Linked DNA regions of Homo sapiens: all the other regions are linked to region 1. A link is an interaction called in ENCODE POLR2A ChIA-PET data of the cell type or tissue named here. Cell type or tissue: GM12878. All regions are shown on one strand.

Region 1 (2,500 bases):
TTACAGCCAAAGAACTAATATACAAACTGATTTTTGAGGCCTAGGGTGCCCCATTTTCTCATGGAATATCTGACTTTAATAAAATAGTGACCCTATTCTACCCAATTCTAGGCATCTCCAAGTACATAGCAAGACCTGCTTGCAATACACCAACAAGACCCAACATTTTGTGTTCCTTTACCGCCTACTGAAGAGAATCAAGAATAGTGACTTATAATACCAAATTGGAAACACGAAATAAATCAGGATGCTAAACTGCTGGAAGAAAAACTTTCCTGTGTATGTGTGGAAGCAGAAAAGACTGATACCAAAATTCAAACCCCCTGAACTTTTGTTCAAGCCCTTTCTTGGACTGAAACTGCAAAAGTGAAAAAATATCTACCAAAACAGAATGAAGCTGAATATAGGCATGACCTTCTTTAGAGTATAGATTAATACTTCAATACAGATTTCAGTAACTCGGGAAAGGAAATCCATGTGAAGACTGCTCCCAGGGGGAAACTGGAAGGTCAAGAGGGCCGTTTTCACAGTGGATGGTCATGTTTAATCTGGGAATGACATCTGAGAGGGCAGTCAAACTGAGTAAAACAGAAGGAAAGTCAGACTCCCCCACAAAGGGAAACATCTCAAAGATCACAAAGATGAGTGGAAATTTCCAGACCACGCAGACAAAGATGAGTCTTCATGATATAACGCGCCATCCCCCTCCAGGAAATTAAGAGTTATTAAACTCTAGCAAAGACAGCTGCATCGGAGATGAAATCAGCCTTGCGACACCAAGAAGCAGAAGCGGGAGGGGGAGGGGCAGAGGAGGGGGAGGGGGAGGTAACCTCCATGGAAATCAGCCCTACGTGGCTTGTTCCTTCAAACAGGTGCACCACCCCACAGAGCATTTGAATCACGAAGAGCCCTGATATTCACAGGGAAGTGTGAGACTTGCAATAAGGTAGGACCTGAAACCAGATATGAACAGCTCTTTCTCCCAGCTGCCCCTGTGCTGGCTCATCTTCTGCTAGGAAGGGAGAGATGCTCAGCCCTTTGGGCCAAATGCACACAAACTGCTAAGCAAACACAAGCAAGGCAAAAATAAACACATGCACACACAGAAATCTCCCAAGTGGACAAGAGCTGTGTGTGCTATGTTTTCAGCATCCAGCCCTCAGGGTTTTGCTTGCCAATAACAAAACTATGAAGAAAGCCCCATCTAGTCAGCAAGAATGACTTATTTTGGTTTCAACAACTGCCCCAATTTCCCATACCCTAAAACCAGCTCTATCATCTTCTTTCTCCCGTTCCCGGATTTCTCCAACAGATTGTAGAAATTAACATTTATGGAAGGTGTATTATGTGCCAGGCACTCTTCTAAGAACTTTGTGTAGATTAATTTAATCTGCACAACTCTAAAAGGGTGGGCACTATTACTGTATTACTTTAGGTTTTCCAGAAAGAAGAGACTTGAAGTATAGTCACGCATCGCTTAACAATGGAGATATGCTGAGAAATATGTCATTAGGCAATTTCATTGCTGTGTGAACATCATAGAGTGCATTTGCACAAACCCAGATAGATGGTCGAGCCTGCTGCACACCTAGGCTCTGTGGTATAGCCTATTGCTCCTCGGCTACAAACCCACACAGCATGTTTGTACTGAACACTGTAGGCAACTGTGACACAATGGGAAGTACTTGTGCATCTAAACATAGCTAAACATAGAAACTATAGAGTAAAAACATGATATAATCTTAAGGGACCACTGTCATATATGTGGTTCATCGTTGATAGACACGTTGTTATGTGGCGCATGACTGTACATAAAGGCTTACCTGACACTACTTTACCAGGGGATTCTTGGGGGAATGAGGCGGAGAAGAGAAGCTAGACCCCACCTGGTTCAAGCACTAACACAATTGCTCAATCTCTTGAGACCATCTTCAAAGAGGCTGTTGAACAATTGCTTCTGAGATACTCAGCTCCCTTCTCCCACTGGCCAAAGGTTTTCCCCTCAGAGTTTTTTAACTTCCCCTTGTCCCAGCGTATCCGTGTGTGAATGCCATTTTGTGTCATGCCTCCCTAGGGTGGGAGGTAAGAAACGCAGGCATGAGGCTCCAGGCTACCAGGCTGCACTTGCAGGAAGGGCAGCGGAGCCCACACAGAAGTGGTCATCTCAGTGGTGGCTGCAATACAAACAGGAGAAGCCAAGAAAACCTGATGTGCGAAGTTAAAACTTTCTGATACAATTATTATCATCTTTTTCAGATTAGGAAACTCAGGCAGAGAGAAATAATTCACATGCAAGGTTACATAAGAGATGAGATCAAAATCAGGCAGTTTGGCTACAGAATGTTCTCTCTTCACCACTGTGCTCTTATGCCCCATGGATTAACTTCATATACGTAGAAGTCTGCCAGCTGCCACGTTTCAGCCACAATTGTTCTGAAGAGCTGGTGAGTAACCAGTCAATGTAAGAACATAAGTATCGCAGATAACACTCATGATGCAA
Region 2 (2,500 bases), 100 kb before region 1:
TCCCACTGTTTGCTGTCTAAATCCAACCTATCCTCAAGATGCATGTTCAAGTGCCAATTTGATCACAAAGCCTTCCTTGATCATCCCAGTTCAAAGTCATCTCTCTTGCCTAGGAATTCCAGCAGCACTTTATCCTGTAGCACCTAGACCATTCAATACAAGTACTTTATGTTTCTGTTATTTCTCATCGTGAAGGGCACGATCCCCTGTAACTCATCTTTAATGTGTTTACATATTGAAGACATTCAGAAAAATCTGTTGAATGGCAGAGAGAGTTAAAAAAAAGCTCAAAAAATGCTTCCACTATCTCTTGTCAGTTTCTCTTTGCACATTGGAATGGCTGCAGCTGAACTTTCTATATGTGATGGAGAACACGGCTGCTGGATATTCTGGTAGGCAAGACAAATTCTTAACCCAGCACCAGTTAAAACAAAACAAAAAAATCCATGAAAATATTATGGTTGGCCTGGCTTAGTCATGCGCTTGCCCCCATACTATTACCATCTCTAGGTCTTAAGGAATTGTGATACACAATCTACATCATTGATGAACAACTCTACAAACAAATGAAATGTAATCATTTGAGCGCCCCTATTCTTATTACAAACAATGGATTTCTTTTTTTTTTTTTTTTTTTTTTTTTTTTTTTTTTTTGAGATGGAGTCTTGCTCTGTCATGCAGGCTGGAGTGCAGTGGTGTGATCTCAGCTCACTGTAACCTCTTCCCCCCCGGGTTCAAGTGATTCTCATGTCTCAGCCTCCCGAGTAGCTGGGATTACAGGCGCATGCCATCAGGCCCAGCTAATTTTTTTTTTTTTTTTTTTTTTTTTAAAGTAGAGATGAGGTTTCAACAATGCTGGCCAGGCTGGTCTCAAACTCTTGACCTCAAGTGATCCACCCACCTTGGCCTCCGAACATGCTGACATTACAAGCATGGGCCACCGTGCCAGGTGAACCAAAGGAAACCTTTCTAAAACACGGCACACATTTTTCTACCTTCAAAGACAGAATATATCAAATGCAATTTACTTGAGGTGAGAAAATTATAAAAATCAATACTGTCTTGTGCTGTTATACAGTTGTGACCAAAGAAGCTGCTGCTGGATTTGAAGGGTAGCTAGTTCTTTATCCAGACCTTTGTATTATTACAGCTTTTATGACTTCAGAAAAAGTTCTTCTGGACTTTGCCTCATCAGCAATTATTAACTTTCTATTCTGTGAATGTAACCACCTTTTGTGGTATGACTGTTACTCCCAAAATACTGGATGGCAGAAAGCCAAGGAGCCAAGTTTGTTGTAATTGTCTGCAAAAGGTATGTCCTGGACTTGGCAGTCTTCGAACGTGCTCTACCTTCAGTTCCTGCTGAAAGGTTGGTAACCCAGTTCACTGTGGCTACAGATGATTAAACTGTAGAATCCCCTGCCTCAAGGTCTCCAGTCCATAGATGCTTTCCCTCAGGGCTGGATGGCAGAGAATTTAGCAAAGCAGCAGGTGAAATTCTAAGGAGAATGAGGCTATGAAAGCACTGGGGCTGTCAGGGGTCATGGCAATCCAAAGCTAAAAGGAAGCAGAAGCTGTGAGGGAGAGTAAAGCCCAGGCACAGAATGGTGGGAAAGAATAAGCCAGAGGGGAGCACTGAGAAGCAGCAACTGGATGTAGAGAGGCCAACACACCAAGTAGCTAAATGGTGGTCATGTGGAGCCAAAAGAGCCACTCCACTCCATTCTGGTCCTCGCCTTCCTCCAAGTGGCTCCACCTCCTTATAGTTCCTGCTCTGCCTGGACCCCAAAGCCCTAAGCAGCCTCTCCTGGATTCCTGGTCTGGGCTTCCTGCCCACACTCCCTCAGTCACCCTGATCTGAGGGTGTCCAACAGGTCTAGAGAGCTGATGAAATTGTGGGCTCTTCCGGCTACTCAGAGAGCTTTTGTGTTCACTGCCAGCTACGTACATGGGGTTGTTCTAGATGAGTTAGGGGAAGGGCGTGTGTTATTCTTTAATTGAGATATGACTGGAACCCAGAGGGCAGCCTCCCTTCTCACCTTGTGCCCATCACGAAGCAGGACTCTGCACCTCAGTACAACCCTCCAAACACATTCCAAATCCCCAGTGCCTGTTAAAAGAGCAACGATGACCATAATTACGGCAGGTAACTTTTACTGAGCCCTGATTATGAGCCAGAAGCCATGCAAAGTGCTCTACATGAACTATTTCATTTCATCCTAACAACCCTAGGAGGTAGATACTACTACTGTTTCCATTTAACAGATGAGGCTTATAGAGGGCAAGGAACTGTTCGTCGTACTCAGAAATAGAAAATCAAACACTACATGTTTTCACTTATAAGCAGGGAATAAATAATACACATCATGCACATAAAGATAGAAATGACAGACACTGGGGATTCCAAAAGTGGGGAGGGTCGGTGGGGTGATGACTAAAGAATTACCCATTGGGTACAACGTTCATTATTGGGTGATGGGTACATTAGAAGCCCAGTCCT
Region 3 (2,500 bases), 95 kb before region 1:
AGAGTCTGACTGCTGTCTGGGATGATTACCTTGGCCATGGCCATCACTAACATGTAGATCTTGTCTCTATTGGATTAGCATGTCCAGGATTCCCATGACTCCACTTCTTGATTTCTGATTTCTTGCCAGTTTATTTTCACTGTGACAACTGAACATTTTAAGTGCTGTCATGGGATGACTAAGGACATATTTCCTCTAATTCTACTTCCACGCAAAGGATCAAGGGAAAAATGGGAAAGGGGATTGCGTGTGTGTGTGTGTGTGTGTGTGTGTGTATGTGTGTGTTTGGGAGTAGAGTGTCTGTTTCTCCTCCAGAAGAAGCAGAGTTATATGGAGCTCCTACCATGCTACCATGAGGTCTATGCTGTAAGGCACAGTATATGGATGCTACAGAGGGGATGCAGGCTTCCCCCGAGACAGAGCAGAAGCCAACACATTCATTTGAAGAAATCTCTCTTGTGCTTCAGCTTTGGATTTACCAACCTTCCAGCAGCATTGCGCAAGTCAAAGTGCTGGAGTTAGTGGGCTTTACTCATCTTTGTCTGTGACGTCTGATATGATGACAGACTTGCCAATTTCATTCTCCTTTTCTATCTCAGGGCCATCATCCTTAAATTCTAGTCTGCAAGTTTCACCTACTTAAGTTTTTGAAGGTTTTCAATACAGTGGTAAACAAAATAGACTGAACAGGGCTTTCCAATTTGCTCGAAACCCAGAATGATTTCTATCTCACTGCTTTGGTAACTACAAAACAAAACAAAAAGCCTCTTTTTAGCATAATCACAAACAATATCACTTCTACCCTTACAACAGAAGCTGAAAAGGATTATAAAATTACTAAAATGTCCCAATTTTCATTAGCACAAAGCAGGTGATCTTATTGTCCTACAGGCAGGGGATGGTGACAAATATGGGTGATTTAAGCAGTAAGTCTGAGCTTACCAGGGCAACTGCTAATTATTATTGAGTAACTCTAGTATATCTCCATAAAGGTCAGGAGTTAAGGTTTTTCCATTATATATTCTGCTTTAAAATGGAGCTTTCAAAGGAAATTGGGTAGATAGCAGATGGAGAATGACAGATGAAGATCAGGTGAAAGAACTATATATAGCTCAACATAATTGAACTACTTACATTTCACAATGTTGGTTGGGGGCTGGAGGAGGAGTTCATGAGTAGCTGCTCAATGTTAACATTGACTTTCTGGTTTCTTAAGTTAGGGCTCCCTAATTTTAATAGGAAATCTGAGGCCGGGTGCAGTGGCTCATGCCTGTAATCCCTGCACTTTGGGAGGCCAAGACGGGTGGATCACCTGAGGTCAGGAGTTTGAAACCAGTCTGGCCAACACGGTAAAACCCCGTCTCTGCTAAAAATACAACAGTTAGCCAGGTGTGGTGCTGCGTGCCTGTAATCCCAGCTACTCATGAGGCTGAGGCATGAGAATCACTTGAAACTAGGAGGTGGAGGTTGCAGTGAATTGAGATCGCTCCACTGCACTCCAGCCTGAGCAACAAGGTAAGAGACTCCATCTCAAAAAAAAAAAAAAAAAAAAAAATCTGAAATAGCCCAGAGGCTGGGGTCTAACTGGTTCTACTCAGCTTCCTGAGCGAGAGCTCAGTTAACTCCATATGTGATTTCTTCTGCTGTGCCAACAGTTACCACTTACTACACTGACACAGAGCCCTGGGCGAGGCCAGCCTGGAGAGAGGGAGCCATTTGGCCATTGATGGAATGATTCAATGACCAATGGCCTTAATTTCATTTTCACTTAAAATATACCAGGCCAGGCACAATGACTCACACCTGTAATCCCAGCACTTTGGGATGCCGAGGTGGGAGGATCTCTTGCATCCAGGGGACTAGCCTGGGCGACATAGCAAGACCCCATCTCTACAAAAAATAAAAAATTAGCTGGGTATGGTGGCACATGCCTGGGACTATCCAGCTACTCAGGAGCTAAGGTGGAAGGATCGCTTGAGCCTAAGAGGTTGAGGCTGCAGTGAGCTGTGATTGCACCACTGAACTCAGCCTGGGAAACAGAGTGAGACCCTGTCTAAAAAGAAAAAAAAAGAAAGAAAAAAAAACCACCAAAAGCAACAACTTCTTGGTAAAGGCCTTACTCTTCTGTCAAATAGCATCTCATTTAGACTCCTAGCTATTGAGGTAACACAAAAAAGTTTAAGGTTAAAAAGAAAAATCTTGGCCAGGCATGGTGGCTCATGCCTGTAATCCCAGCACTTTGGGAGGCTGAGGCAGGTGGATCGTGAGGTCAGGAGATTGAGACCATCCTGGCTAACACGGTGAAACTCCATCTCTACTAAAAATAAAAAAAATTAGCAAGGTGTGGTGGCGGGCACCTGTAGTCCCAGCTATTCAGGAGGCTGAGGCAGGAGAATGGTGTGAACCCAGGAGGCAGAGCTTGCAGTGAGCCGAGATTGCACCACTGCACTCCAGCCTGGGTGACAGAGCGAGACTCCGTCTCAAAAAAAAAAAAAAAAAG

The links. Peaks named below come from ENCODE experiments on the same cell type or tissue, not always from the same donor. Only the 100,000 strongest peaks of a DNase experiment are listed, where the experiment ranks them.
Region 2: POLR2A ChIA-PET joins it to region 1 with 6 read pairs; 3 of 35 experiments call an interaction of 5 or more read pairs at or near these places.
Region 3: POLR2A ChIA-PET joins it to region 1 with 6 read pairs; 3 of 35 experiments call an interaction of 5 or more read pairs at or near these places.

What each region holds. Positions count from the first base shown.
Region 1 is chr5:143,065,339-143,067,838 of GRCh38, reverse strand. All of the region lies in intron 17 of ARHGAP26 (Rho GTPase activating protein 26), which reads right to left. Among named protein-coding and RNA genes, the nearest start is that of ARHGAP26-IT1, 130 kb to the left of the region's middle. In GM12878, no CTCF peak of the experiment used is centred here; a DNase peak (open chromatin) is centred at 1,034; H3K4me3 peaks cover 320 bases; H3K27ac peaks cover 2,500 bases.
Region 2 is chr5:143,165,637-143,168,136 of GRCh38, reverse strand. All of the region lies in intron 20 of ARHGAP26 (Rho GTPase activating protein 26), which reads right to left. Among named protein-coding and RNA genes, the nearest start is that of ARHGAP26-IT1, 26 kb to the left of the region's middle. In GM12878, no CTCF peak of the experiment used is centred here; a DNase peak (open chromatin) is centred at 1,323.
Region 3 is chr5:143,160,060-143,162,559 of GRCh38, reverse strand. The region is part of intron 20 of ARHGAP26 (Rho GTPase activating protein 26); the gene reads right to left. Among named protein-coding and RNA genes, the nearest start is that of ARHGAP26-IT1, 31 kb to the left of the region's middle. In GM12878, no CTCF peak of the experiment used is centred here; no DNase peak of the experiment used is centred here.